Regions from separate parts of the Homo sapiens genome. Here all the other regions are linked to region 1. Evidence: chromatin contacts called from ENCODE Hi-C or POLR2A ChIA-PET data. All regions are on one chromosome and are shown on one strand. The core of a region is the stretch at or near the end of the contact, and the rest is flanking DNA. Distances in the headings are between cores, read along the strand shown. Region 1 has its middle 96 kb from the start of MKLN1-AS. Region 2 overlaps PODXL (podocalyxin like). Region 3 overlaps LINC-PINT (long intergenic non-protein coding RNA, p53 induced transcript).

The links. Hi-C counts contacts between places; a loop is a spot of excess contacts on that map. ChIA-PET counts read pairs that join two places held with the same protein, here RNA polymerase II (POLR2A). Pooled maps may share reads with other maps.
Region 2: a map of naive thymus-derived CD4-positive, alpha-beta T cell shows a loop between it and region 1 (10-fold over the local background). The contact joins two enhancer-like sites. A Hi-C loop is called at or near these places in 1 of 168 maps with a recorded cell type or tissue (naive thymus-derived CD4-positive, alpha-beta T cell), 1 of 37 single-sample maps with no recorded cell type and 10 of 50 pooled maps. POLR2A ChIA-PET finds 5 or more read pairs at or near these places in 1 of 52 experiments (WTC11).
Region 3: a pooled map shows a loop between it and region 1 (5-fold over the local background). The contact joins two enhancer-like sites. A Hi-C loop is called at or near these places in 6 of 50 pooled maps. POLR2A ChIA-PET finds 5 or more read pairs at or near these places in 8 of 52 experiments (A673, PC-3, Panc1 and 5 more).

What each region holds. Positions count from the first base shown.
Region 1 is chr7:131,229,143-131,233,753 of GRCh38, forward strand. It overlaps a transcript of MKLN1 not described here. Among named protein-coding and RNA genes, the nearest start is that of MKLN1-AS, 96 kb to the right of the region's middle. RefSeq lists enhancers at 2,245-2,294, 2,705-2,754. Within about 2 kb of position 2,534, at least 17 of the 41 ENCODE cell types and tissues checked have a DNase peak (open chromatin) inside an H3K27ac peak, as active enhancers do.
Region 2 is chr7:131,500,918-131,505,362 of GRCh38, forward strand. PODXL (podocalyxin like) reads right to left here. Exons shown (of 9, transcript NM_001018111.3): 9 at 1-3,591. The coding sequence ends at 3,394. Among named protein-coding and RNA genes, the nearest start is that of PODXL, 53 kb to the right of the region's middle. Within about 2 kb of position 2,039, at least 15 of the 41 ENCODE cell types and tissues checked have a DNase peak (open chromatin) inside an H3K27ac peak, as active enhancers do.
Region 3 is chr7:130,891,500-130,896,045 of GRCh38, forward strand. All of the region lies in intron 6 of LINC-PINT (long intergenic non-protein coding RNA, p53 induced transcript), which reads right to left. Among named protein-coding and RNA genes, the nearest start is that of MIR29B1, 16 kb to the left of the region's middle. Within about 2 kb of position 2,897, at least 31 of the 41 ENCODE cell types and tissues checked have a DNase peak (open chromatin) inside an H3K27ac peak, as active enhancers do.

The sequences.
Region 1 (4,611 bases), core at 1,284-3,783:
AGGTGGGTTTTAGGGATTCTTTTTTTTTTTTTAATTATACTTTAAGTTCTGGGGTACATGTGCAGAATGTGCAGGTTTGTTACATAGGTATACACGTGCCATGGTGGTTTGCTGCACCCATCGATCCGTCATCTACATTAGGTATTTCTCCTAATGCTATTCCTCCTCTAGCCCCCCACCTGCCCACAGGCCCCAGTGTGTGATGCCCATCCCCCACCCCCACACCCGATTGGTTGAGAGAGTTAAGCTATTATCTAAAGATCTGAAGTTAGTTGAAAGAAATGTCTGAGTTAAGGTAGAGGAGTTGTGGGGACCAAGGGCTTTGTTACGTAGAGGAAGCCTCCTATATCACAGCCCTCTGAGAGAATAGATGGTCAATGTCTCTTTTCAGACATGTGTGTGTGTGTTGTTGTTGTTGTTGTTGTTTTGAGACAGGGTTTCACTCTCTTACCCAGGCTGGACACATGTGGTGACAAGACCACAGCTCACTGCCTCCTCAACCTCCTGGGCTCAGGTGATCCTTCTGCTTCCGCATCCTGAGGAGCTGGGACCACAAGCCCACGCCTCCACAGGCTGCTGATTTTTTTTATTCGTAGTAATGGGGTCTTGCCATGTTGCCCGGGCTGGTGTCGAACTCCTGGGCTCAAGTGATCCTCCTGCCTCAGCCTCCCGAAGTGCTAGGATTACAAGCCCAAGCCACCACACTTAGGCGGTGAATCTCTCTTAGATCTAACAAAGGCTGGCTGCATTAACAGAGATTCTCTACAGATGCAGGTTTCCCTGTTTCGTGATGGCTTTGCAGGGCTACTTCAAATTATGTCAAAGAAATATACTTCGGGGTAAAATATTTTGATTTCCTTCAGGGTCTGCTGTCCTGTGATGCTATATTAGAGTCAGGTTGGAAAGTAAGCCTCATTATACCAGGTTAATTTTTAAAAACCCATTTAACAAGATTCTGTGGTTTGTAGGGTGTGACTTAACCCTTGCCTGGCATGGCCTTGGGTCTTGTTTATAATTTGGTATCTTACTGCCATAAAAAGTCTGTTTTGACAGTCTTATGGTCTCTATTTTAATATTAATATGGGTCAGTTGTGCCCAAATCCAAAAGGGAGGAGGTATAAGGAGGTGTGTCCCACCTCCCTTCTCATCATGGCTGGGAATTCAGTTTTTTGGGATTTTCTGGGGCCCCCTTGGCCAAAAGGGGGTCTGTTTAGTTGGAGGGCTTAGTATTTTATATTTGATTTACAAACTTATTTATTGGTCACCAGAAGAAATCCCAGTGGTGGGGATGATGAGGAGGCAGCTGCTCTGTTTGCTGCTGAGTTACTTTCATATGTAGTCCCTTGTAGGGGCCAAAGCACCTTGGATGTTGATCCGTCATGTTGACTTCTGATTAACCCCAGTTCTGGGAAGGCTTCTAAGATTTCCAGTTTATCTGTTGTTCTTTATGTAAGAGCATGTATTTACCATACATCTTGCCCTTAGGTCAAAACAACCTTAATCATAAATCCTACCATTAGTCAGGTTCACATGGCATTCTTGCCTTTCCCTGCAGGGTCAATTTCAATTGCCCTGTGCCTTCCTTCCCTACAGTATATAAGCCCTGACTGAGTCTGGGAGAGTAATGGCATGGGGAGCCTCCATCTCATCTTGCGACTGACCGGGACATCATGGCTTCTGTTTATATGTCTCTTTTGGCCGGGCACAGTGGCTCACACCTGTAATCCCAGCACTTTGGGAGGCCGAGGCAGATGGATCACTTGAGGTCAGGAGTTCGAGACCAACCTGGCCAACATGGTGAAACCCCGTCTCTACTAAAAATACAGAAGTTAGCTGGGCGTGGTGGTGACGCCTGTAGTCCCAGCTACTTGGGAGGCCGAGGCACGAGAATCGTTTGAACCTGGGAGGCCGAGGTTGCAGTGAGCGGAGATCGTACCACTGCACTCCAGCCTGGGTGACAGAGCAAGACTCTGTCTCAAAAAAAAAAAAAAAAAAAAAAAGGTTTTAAATCTGATGGGCCTGGCAGGGCAGGAGAGGAGAAGATAAACATTTAACTACAGGATTGTAGCGGTACAGAGGAGGGACAGTTAGCATGTCAGGAAAAGATTCAGAGAGTTGATACTTAGGAACTGAGTCTTAACCTATCAGTACATGGCTGTCAAAAGATAGTTGGGACAAAGCACTTCAGGTACAACCCCAATTCTCGTTTCTTCCCCCTGTGTATCACTACATGCAGCCTGAAGCACTTGGCTCCATCGTCTTGAACCTGTACAGCTGTCTTCCCCTTGGTCCAGGTGACGTAAGGGCTTCCTTGGAAGCAGCAGCATTTATTAGTGCTGGTTCCAATCAGAGAACTGACATTAGAACTCTACTGTTGCTCTTGTGGCCAGGGCCAGGAAACAGCTGGAGTGGTTTGAACTCTCTGCAGGAGGATGGATGCGTTGAGGCTGGGCATGTGTGCATGCTCGTGCGTGCAGATCTGCGTCTGTGTGTCTATGAGTCTGAGTGTGTGTAGGTGTGTGTCCATTTGGATGGGTGGCTAGATGTTTATATGTAGGTGTTGCCACCAAAAACAAAAGTAGATATTCAGAAAACAAAGTGACAGCTCAAAACCTCAGACAAGCTGAAAGACTGCTCAGAGAAGGGGGAGGTTGAAACAACTTCAACCAAAACAAAATGAAACAGAGAAGGAAGTTGCATCAGAAGAGGAAGAATGCCAATGTCATGCTGAAGAACCACAAATGTCGCAAAATAAAAATAAAACGTGTGATTCTTATTTTACCTAGCCAAATATTATTACAATATTTTCTCCTTTAGAGTGTTAAAAATTACTGAAATTATAATATTTAGTTCAGCGAACATGAAGGACACAGAAAAACACAAACAAAAAATTCATTCCTATAATTTTTTAATGTTATATACATCATATTTTATTTATTTGGATCAGTGATTGATTTTAACTTTGCTTCCTACCTCCATATAAAAATTTTTCTCCAGCATTTAAAAAATATTAAAAACACGTTCTGAAATTGACTTATTGAAGAACATGTAAAAGGTCTCATTATTAGCACAAATTGAGAAATTATAATAAAGATACTCTAATAGCGAAGTGATTAAAGATGTCAGAACAAAAAATTATAGATCCCAGTGATGTTATTAAGTTTTTTCATTTCAGTTCATGTAGAAATGTTAGCTCCTTTGCCACAAAGAAATAAAAGAGTAGTTTTCCTTTTGATTAGATTCTTGTAACTACACACATGAAAAATTTATAGGATTGGTTTAGGTGAGGGGGTTTTATATATATAAACTGTTAATATAACATTGGAATAAGCTTGGCAACCAGGTCTCAGAGAAGTCTTTTGAATCTATTACTTTATAATTATAGTGATATTGATTGGCTTTCCATCACCTTCCTAGAATTATAATGACATCCAATGATTAACTGATTTGCCAATCTCGCAAATAGTTAAAAGAATATTGAGTTTTTGGCAGTGAACTAGGGAAGTTTGTGTGCTTTTTGTTAAAATGAAAAACTGTACTCCTCAATTGAATACATTTTTAGTACATACACGAGTTTACCAGCAAAGATAACTAGAGAGTGAGCTTGGTGTGCACACAGTGAAAGGAGCTTGGGAGGTTGAGATTGAAGTGAGCTACGATGCCACTGCACTCCAGCCTGGGTGACAGAGGGAGACCCCATCTCCAAAAAATAAATAAATAAATAAAAATAATTAATAATTAGGAAGAGAAAAGCACTGATCATGAGGAAAGGCAACCACTGAGTATGATGCTCACTTTATGTGCTTAAAGCGGGGACTCAGCAAATAATTGTGGAAGGAGGGAATGAGTGAAATGAGTGCATAAATAATAAGTACAAAGAAAGTGGCGTAAGTGTTTAATTCAAAACGAAGTTTAGACCGGGCATGGTGGCTCTTGCCTGTAATCTCAGCACTTTGGGAGGCCGAGGAGGAAGGATTGTTTGAGCCCACGAGTTCGAGACCAGCCTGAGCAACATAGCGAGATTCTGTCTTGGCAAAAAACAAACAAACAAAAAAACAAAGCAAAACCCAAAAATGAAATTATTAGCCGGGCAAGATAGTATGTGCCTGTGGTCCTAGCTATTCGGGAGGCTGAGGTGGGAGATCCCTTGAGCTCAGGAGATTGAGATTGTAGTGATCTACGATGCCACTGCACTCCAGCCTGGGTGACAGAAGGAGACCCTGTCTCCAAAAAATAAATAAATAAATAAATAAATAAATAAATAAAAATAAAGTTTATATTTTGCGTCATGACAGGGTTATAACATATTTTCCCTATGATGCTGTCTTGGTGATACATAAGTTGTATACTTTTCAGAAGTTGTGAGGCCCTTAAAGAAAACATCTACCAAATTAGTCTGGGGAAGAAATGAAAATCTATGCAAAACAAAGTTTTTAGATATTTTAAAAATATTTTACAAGACTAAATTCATTGTTACTTTAGGAACATAAAAATATATGAGGTATAAAATGGTTTACTCGTAGAATTATTAAATATTTAAAATTATAATTTATTCAAATAATATGAATGTACTAATTGAGACTTTTAAAAATCTTTAAAACTAATTACCAG
Region 2 (4,445 bases), core at 789-3,288, 270 kb after region 1:
GAGGAAGTCACTTCATCTTTGTGAGCTTCAGATTATCTTTTTCTCTAGAAAAAGATTGGACTAGATCTTGAAATACCTTTCTCCATGACTACAGGGTTGCCTGCCAACCAGAGCATATTGACTCCAACCTTTACTGAAATGGAGCTGTGACTTTGCTGGGGAGGGGGCAGGGTTGCATTTTAAAATTAAAAAAACAAAACAAAACACCTGATCTACAAGACAAATACTTTATCATAAGTTTGTCTTGTTATATTTCATTTTTTGTTTAAAAAAAAAAATCAAGCAAAAACTTGTCATTTCCAGTAAGACATTTACATTCCTGTCCAGAGAAAAAACTTGGCCATCACTCAGCTAACATAATGCTTTTTCAAAGTATGTTCACTTAAAGCAGTGCAGGGTAGGTTAACATGGTCACTGTATTTACATTATCAAAAAAATATGTGTATATGTATCAGTTTGAACTTGTTCTTCAAAGTTTCTCCAGTATATTGTCAAAAAAGATAAAGCTCAAGAAGTGGTTTAAATAAACTTTCTGCTAGCTTTCCTTATCAAGCGGGAAAAAAATCTGGTGCCTAGACTAGATTAAACCCGTATTCTGTCTTACAACGCAAAGAATATTCTGTACCTCCTTCATAAGCTTTGCTGCCTGTCTCCCCACTCTCATGACAGTAGGCTTCCTAGTCATCATACTTGTGGTTTCTGGCCTCCTGTGCAGCTTGGGGAAACCACAGTTTACCACTGAAAGAGCTGATGATAAACTGTCTTTGCTACAACCTGTTTAAGTCATGCTGAGCTTCTAGTGTTCCTCTTACCTCTTCCCAGACCCAATGCTCTCTGAATTATCAGAGAGCATTTAGAACCCAGTAAAGGTGGCAGAAGATGATGACCTTTATAGATGCATGGCTGTTTGGCCTGTTGACATAGGTGTCCTGGTGGCAAGAGCAAGGCAAGGTGTCAGATTCTGAAGCTGTCCTAAGCCTAGACTAACACAGTTTGGACGAATATAAAGCAGTAACCTCTGAATCAGCCCAGAGCCTCTCCGGGTTCTCCTTGGACAGAGCGATGGAGAGTCAGGAGAGTCAGGACCGACCTGGCCAGGCACTCCTGCTCTCTAGTCCTTGCCAGTCATCATCTGTCTCCAAGAGGCCATAGGGTTGCAGCCTTTGATTGATTTGCAGAGGCCTATTTGCTGTCTCCGTCAAAAGCCCTGGCTGGTGAAGTGTGACCCAGGATCAGCAAAGGAGGAATAATCCAGTCTGGCCTCTCCCACGGGACCACAACAGAAAACCTACTGGGTGGAGAGAACCCAGCGCTGGGCAAGAAGGAAGCAAACACCTCACTCAAGCCTAACAAGATTTCCTGTTTTCCCCCAAACAGGCACTGTTCTCCATCCTGCCCACCTCCAAACACTAGAGCATCGGGGCAGATGTTTTTGGAACTTGTTAGCCTCGCATCCCTCTAACTCCTGGGAAACTCGCTGGGGCCCTATGTGAACCCCTGGCCTTCCTTTTCCCCTAGGATATCAGATGGCTACAGACTGTGAGGAAGGAATTAGGCAGATGGTGCAGGACAGATCTTCCCCAGCCCCTCCCCCTACCCTTTTAAAAAGTAAGCCATCCCGAGTGGATAGCCTATTTCATCAGAGCTACTACAGCCGGAGCCTGACTCTTAAGACCCTGGAGGTGTGGCGTTTCACCCGAAAAATGGCAATTTCATTCCCCTAAGCAGTTCTGCCCATTTTCCTACTTGATCCCAGGGAATTTACGCCCAGAACGATGGAGACCATGGCGAAAGTTCAACATTCCACACAGGATTCCCCCTTCTCAATCAGATGAAACCTCACCATGCCCACTGCTTAGGAGCCTTCTACATGGCAGCTAACTGCCGAGCCCATAAAAGTCCTATATTGGGGAATAGACATAGCTTTGTGTTCCCCTGAGATGCCACCAGAAACTGCAAGAGAACCGCAGCAGCCCCACTAGGCTCACAGAGAAGAGGAACAGCAAGGCCTAGCTCCAGGCCAGGACAGTGGGACGTTCCCACAACAGTCTGTCCCCCAGGCTGCCCTTCATGCACCCAGCATGCACTGCGCTTTCCAGGCCCTCTTTTCCTGTGGCACAGGAGAATCAGAGTGAGTGAGATGAGCTAACTGGACGTCTGCCAACTGTCTGAGCTTTTGGCCTTTGGCAGTGGAGGGCTGGGTTAGAAAACAACTATAACAAAACTCTCAGCAACTTGAAATGTCCCTGAGTTTCCTATGATATACAGGGGAAAGCCTGTCCTTCCTGGCTGCTTTAATGGATTGTCTCTGAAGACACATCGCTGATGGGGGGCCCCGGGAAGGCCTCTCCTGCAGCCACTGCTCTTTCATACTGGGTCTCAGGGAATCACTCCCATCAGCTGAGCAGTGAACAACAAAAGGAACACGCTGCTCTCACTAGCTACAGCAGATTTTAGTCCCTGGTGGAAATGGAAGCCCAAAGAAGATCGTGGGTGGCCTCTGCAAGGAGTGCCAGGGGCAATGGGCCAGTGTTCCTGCTGACCCCTCATCAGCTGCCCTGAGATACCAGCCTGGACTCGAGTGTCCCCTTCTCTCCTCACCTGCACGCAGGTCCCCTAAGCAGACCTGGTTCACGCACGGAGACCTGTGTGGGTTAAGCCCCCATCTCACGAAGCAAATGTGAGAAAATCCGAATCCAGAACAAGGGGTTCAAGGTTATGAATAACCTGTGCTAATCCCAGAGGCCCCAGGACAGAGTAAGTGGGAACAAACACTGAGTGTAGGGAGGGGTAAGAACATAGAGGGTGGGAAGATGGGTACACGAGGCTGGGGTAGGAGAAGGAAAACTTGGGAGCTGGACTTTCAGGTCGTCAGATCCCACCGAGCCAGGATGTAGCCCTGCCCTCCTTTCCAGCCCAGCCACCTGCTGGAGTTTCACCCCTGCCCGGGACTGCTCTGGACGGAAGGCACATGTGAACACAGCAGTGTGGCATGGTGCAAATGGAATCTTTGTTCTCATCCTGGCTCTGTCACCAAGTGGCTCTGACCTTGGGCAAGTCACTTACCCTCTTCAGGTCTCGGCAATCTCACTGCAGAATGAAGGGATTCCACTAGTTCATCTATAAAGTCCCTTACGTGGCTTTTTCTTGATCTCCCTCATCATCCAGCAGCACTGAGCTCAGGCACTAGTGGGTTATTTTACAAGAGGAATCTGGACAGAATGTGATTTGTTCAGGTTGAAAAGGGAAAAATTAAGGCCCTGGGGGGATTGGGAGGGGACACCCCTCGGAGTTCACTCTCCCTCCCCAGTCTTTCCCTTCCCCATCCAAACGGCACTTGGGGTGGTTGGTCTGGAGCTCTGTGGTGCTGCTGGAGGCCACCGGCAGACCGGACTAGAGGTGTGTGTCTTCCTCCTCATCCAGGTCGTCCTTGGTCAGGTTGTCCAGAGGGACGATCCAGCTGTCCCCCAGCTCCCCGTTGAGGCTGACCACCTTCTTCTCCTGCATCTCAGAAGAGGTCTCCATCACTTCCAGTGTTGGGTTGTCATGGTAACCATTCTCCACTGTCTGCAGCTCCTCTGTTAGCCGCTGCTAGAGTGGGGAAGGTGACCGGTGAGAAGGGGGTTTCAGAGGGCTCTGAGCTTAATACAGCGCATGTACGTACCCCTCCCACTCAGGAGCCCCACTGTAGCTAAAGCAGGCCCTCATTGCTCGCCTGTGGGGCTGGCTGCTCCTGGTGGTCATTCTGGCTCTCAGCCTGCCCGGAACTAGTTGGGAACAAAGACTTGCCCCTCACCCTCACCCTGGTGGCAGAACCTGTGAAGTTAGTGGAGATGGACTTTGTTCTCCAGAGTCCTCTAAGCTCTCTCCTCCCCTTCATCCCTTCCCCCAAAACCTCCTCTCCAGGCACCTACCTCACCTATCATAATGAATGGGAAAAACACTATTAAAAAATGACCTCTCTCGGGCTGGGTGACTGAGCCCTCAAGCCTGGGCAGGATGGGTACGGTGTCTCTAGAATCATCCCTGCGGCAGACAGCAGCCATCTGGCAGAGGCGCTTTCTGTCCCTCTCAAACACAACCTTGAGTGTATGCTAGAATCACCTGGGGAGCTTTTAACAACTACACTGATGGACTCAGAGATTGTTTGAATTGGTGTGGGAGGCAGTCAGGCAAGGGAATTTTTCTAAAGTTCCCCACGGTGTGCAGGCAGGAGTGAGAACCACAGGGTCTGGGTGGCACCATCATGGCGAGAATTCTAGTAAGGTAGGCAGAAGAATTTTTGGTTAGACAGAACACCTAGGCCTGCTTCTATCAATGAATCCTCAGACCAGCTCTGCAAGGAGGTTATCCCTGCTGTGCAGATGAGGAACCTGATGCCCAAAGAGCTCATCTGACTGACTTCCTCAAGGTCAGGGCCAGGACTAACCAAGTCTCCCTGACTC
Region 3 (4,546 bases), core at 1,647-4,146, 340 kb before region 1:
ATACGACATTAAGTGTGAGGCTGGTTTCTGCTTTGGACCTCACCTAAGGGGTTTTAGTCATAAGCCCATGCGTGGAAACTGGCCCTGCCAAAAAAGAAACATTCTGAATCATTCAAAACCATTAAGAATGTTGGCTCTGACTTCAGAAAGGCAAGATAAACAGACCCGTGCCCAGCGGGAACTCACTTACTGGATGTCTCTGTGTTTTTAACTCATCGGTGCCTGAGTACTTCCCAGGTTCCTTCGAATGGCTTCAATGTTTAACGCTGTCACATTTGTACTATGAACTCCACTTTCATAAAGGCGGGGGCAGGGGGGTATTTAATTTGGTGCTAAGTGCTCATTAATCTTTTTAGTGTGGTCACCAGAACTGGCTTTTTTGCAGCCTCTAATCCAAAAGCAGGTTAATTCTCCTGCCCCACACAGGTTATAAAGTTAAGAAAATGTGGCACATATACACCATGGAATACTATGCAGCCATAAAAAATGATGAGTTCATGTCCTTTGTAGGGACATGGATGAAATTGGAAACCATCATTCTCAGCAAACTATCGCAAGAACAAAAAACCAAACACCGCATATTCTCACTCATAGGTGGGAATTGAACAATGAGATCACATGGACACAGGAAGGGGAATATCACACTCTGGGGACTGTGGTGGGGTCGGGGGAGGGGGGAGGGATAGCATTGGGAGATATACCTAATGCTAGATGACACGTTAGTGGGTGCAGCGCACCAGCATGGCACATGTATACATATGTAACTAACCTGCACAATGTGCACATGTACCCTAAAACTTAGAGTATAATAAAAAAAAAACATTAAATAAAAAAAAATAAAAAAAAAAAGAGTGAAAAAGTTGGGTCAAAAGATGAATCTGTTGTACATGTTGGTATATGTCACTGAATTGTCCTCTGGAAATGTGCCAAATCAATAAACTCATAAATGTCTTCTGAAAAAAAAAAAAAAAAAAAAAAAAAAAAAAGGAATAAAGCTTCCCCGCCCAGCCTTTAAAGTCCTTTTCCCCTAAACAATACTCCAAAATCAATGAATCTAGAGATTCTTTGCACCGGAGTGGTTTCCAAATCAATTGACCTCTAAGCTCCAAATGCATTTTGATTCTGCTTCTATTGATCTGAAATAATAAAGGCTATGGAATTGGGATATGGTTCTGGTTTCTAGTGGAGTTTACCTGAAAAACTAGGATACCTTTGACCATCCATATTTCTAGGAAGCCCTCTGACTATCCATATTTCTAGGAAACCCTTTGACCATCCATATGTGGCTACTTTTTTATACATACAGTACTCATGCAAAATAAACAGAAAAATAAAAGAGTAAATCCCAACTTCCAGGTGACAGTTTACAGCATATCTGGCAACTACGTGGTAGAGTTTAGTGGGCCTGCCAGAGTCCTTGTGTATGCCCCAGACATAGGCATACACACACAGAGCTCAAGAAAGCTGCTCAAGAAAATGACAGTCTTTTTTTTCTTTTTCTTTTTCTTTTGGGGGGAACTTTCACTGGTATAGAACTAACTGGGCACATAATGGGTAAGGACAAACACTGAAACTTTTTTTTTTTAAGTTAAAAAATTCCAGCTGGGCATGGGGTGGCTCATGCCTGTAATCCCAGCACTTTGGGAGGCTGAGGTGGGTGGATCACCTGAGGCCAGGGGTTCAACACCGGCTTGGCCAACATGGCAAAACCCCATCTCTACTAAAAATACAGAAATTAGCCAGGCGTGGTGGTGGGCACCTGTAATCCCAGCTACTTGGGAGGCTGAGGCAGGAGAATTGTTTGAACCCGGGAGGTGGAGGTTGTAGTGAGCTGAGATCATGCCACTGCACTCCAGCCTGGGCGCCAGAGCGAGACTCTGTCTCCAGAAAAAAAAAAAAAAAAAGTTAAAAATTCCATGTTCAGAAAGCAAGAGACACGGTGTTATTTTCTCCAATTCTGAAAGCTCCCAGTGGTGACAGCATCGTTAGCCATGTGTAACATGTGCATCCAGGCAACTGACTGTCACCAGACTTCTCCATGGCCTTACTCAAACTGAGTAAGCTGGTAGTATTTCCTAAGAGTTGTCACTCAGTTGTGAAAACAGAGAGCTTTTTGTTTTTTGGAAAATCCTGATCAGCCGAAATGACTGGGTGGTCAGCCTTGCCCATCTTTTGGCTACTTAGATAAAGGCTTCTTTTCCCAGGCAAGGAGAGAGATGATGGTTAACTTGCTTTTTAGACTGAGGTCATTGCTATTCGCTGGTGTAATGAATAAGCTAGACGTTTAAAAACAAAACAAAACAAAACAAAAAACCTCCTTTCAAAAGCAACCACATTTTTCTCTTCTCTGGAAATGAACAGAACGCGTCATGAACAGAACACGTCATAATTTTTTAAACATCCATCAGTGCCCATGAAAAAAATTTTTAAAAATAATCTGAATCTCACTTGTTTATTGCCTACAATATCAATCAATGGCTTAGGTATCTCTCCGTGTTCTATTACTTCTCACCGCTCTTAATTCATGAGGTCAAACAGAATCTTAAAACATCATTAAAAAATTTCCTCCCTTTCCATGTCTCAAGGTATCTGTAAATGGACAATTTGGGTGTGCTGAAATCAAATGACTGACCAAGGCCCATAACTGTGATCACAGGTAAAATGTTTTTCTGCTTTGCCAAAAATCCGAGTTTCCTTTGCTCTCTCTGTCAAGCTGAAAGAGCCCTCCCAGACCGAGGGGCCAGGTGGAGAGGCCACTCACACCCGCCCTGTGCCGGTCTACCTTGGATGGCCTCACCAGGGCACGGTTCCCGGGGTGGTGACTCAGCTCTGGAGGACCACCTGCTGCGTGGGGGTTGCTGCCTAGCAGGTCACTGCCAGTCACGAGGGCAGAGAGACCCAAAGGATCAGAGAACAGCTCTGAGCAGGTCAAGGGCAGTGCCAGAAGGAAAGCCTTTGTTTACAGAGGGAAAGATCCTGCACCTTGAAGTGAGGCATTAAAGAGTAGAGGGGCTTTGCACCTGCATCCTAAGCCTCTTGGTTCACCACTAAGCCGCAAAGCCACAGGGAGGAAACCACTGGGAATACCATCACAGAAAATGAAGGTAGGGCCACAGGGCACCTCCCACTCTCAAAGGGAAAAGACGGCCCTGGATCATCTTTCTAAAACACCACTTTGATGAAGTCGCCATGGTTTTCTAAAGTAATAAATGGCAGCCACTACCTGCAAGATAACAGAGTGCATTTGAAACCTTTCCACCACCTAAGTCCAACCCACCTTCAGGGCATTCGCTCTACTTCCTTAGATAAAGCCTCTGCTGGGGTTAAGATGTTCTGTCTCCGCTGCCCCCACTCTGCAGGCTTTCTCCTCCCGCTGGCTGGTGCAGAGAATGGGGGAGCCATTAGGAGCCACAGACACTGAGCTATTCTACATGGAATTCTTTTTATTGTTTGATCTATTTCACATGTACAAAGCTTTGACCTTCCAGTTCTAAGAATTCCTACTTAGAACTGGTAGGTTCTAAGAACTCCTACTTAGAACTGGTAGGTTCTAAGAACCTCCCTGGACCGATTCTGGCACATGTCTCTTCTGAACTCACAGAGCTTGTGCCTTAACAATTTAGAGTCAACTGACTTTGCTGTCCTCTCTAATGTGTTAAGTTTCAGTCCGTGACAAACATTGACAAGACGTGTACCTCATCAAGCACTGTAAAGGGAAAGGACATGACCCCTGCGGCAGAGGTCCACAGTCACACAGATGACAGAAATGTGCCCGATGCCTTCCAATGTATGTCACAAACGCGTATTTGACAAGGGAGAGCAGAGACTCTGCAGGTGGTGAGTTTTGCCTGCAGCGCCACAGAAGTCTTCATTGGGGAGCTCCAGGCTGGATTTTAAAGGAAAAGCCGAATTTTAAAGGAAGAACAGGTTAAACACCGAAGGAAAATGGGGAGGAGTGAATGTTTCAAGGAACACGTATACCAAACAACAGAGTGCATTCTCTCCAGCTCTGCAGCTCGGGGTTCCAGGGTCGGGGGTCCCACAAGGTGGGAAGGAGAAGCAGGCCTTATCACGAAGGGCTTTGTAGGACAGGCCGAGTGTGTACGACGTTTGAGGTGGAATGACAGGGCTACGCCCTGTGGAAGGGGCCGACTGTAGGACTGCTCGGAATTGGGAGTTTGACAGGAGAGAGGCACTTTCACAGACATTATCTGGTTTGATCACCACCCCTTCTTGAGCCATATATTTGGCGATTAATTGTGCACTTGTGACATGTTCCTTTCTGCTGTCTGTTCCTTAATGCCCCCTGCTTTTTTGTCTTGTCCCCAGCTGGGCTATCTGTTCCTGGCGGCCACAGAACAATACCTTCTTTAATGGCTCCCACAGTGACCAGCACGTGCCTTAAACTCAGAGCAGGTCAATCAATCAAACTCCTTTTAACTGAAAGTTTAGGATGTGCTTTTGCCACACTCTCAAGTAAGTAAGTAAATTCATCAGCAAATACCAAGTCCTAAAATAATGAATGGTACTTAGGAAACACATAAAG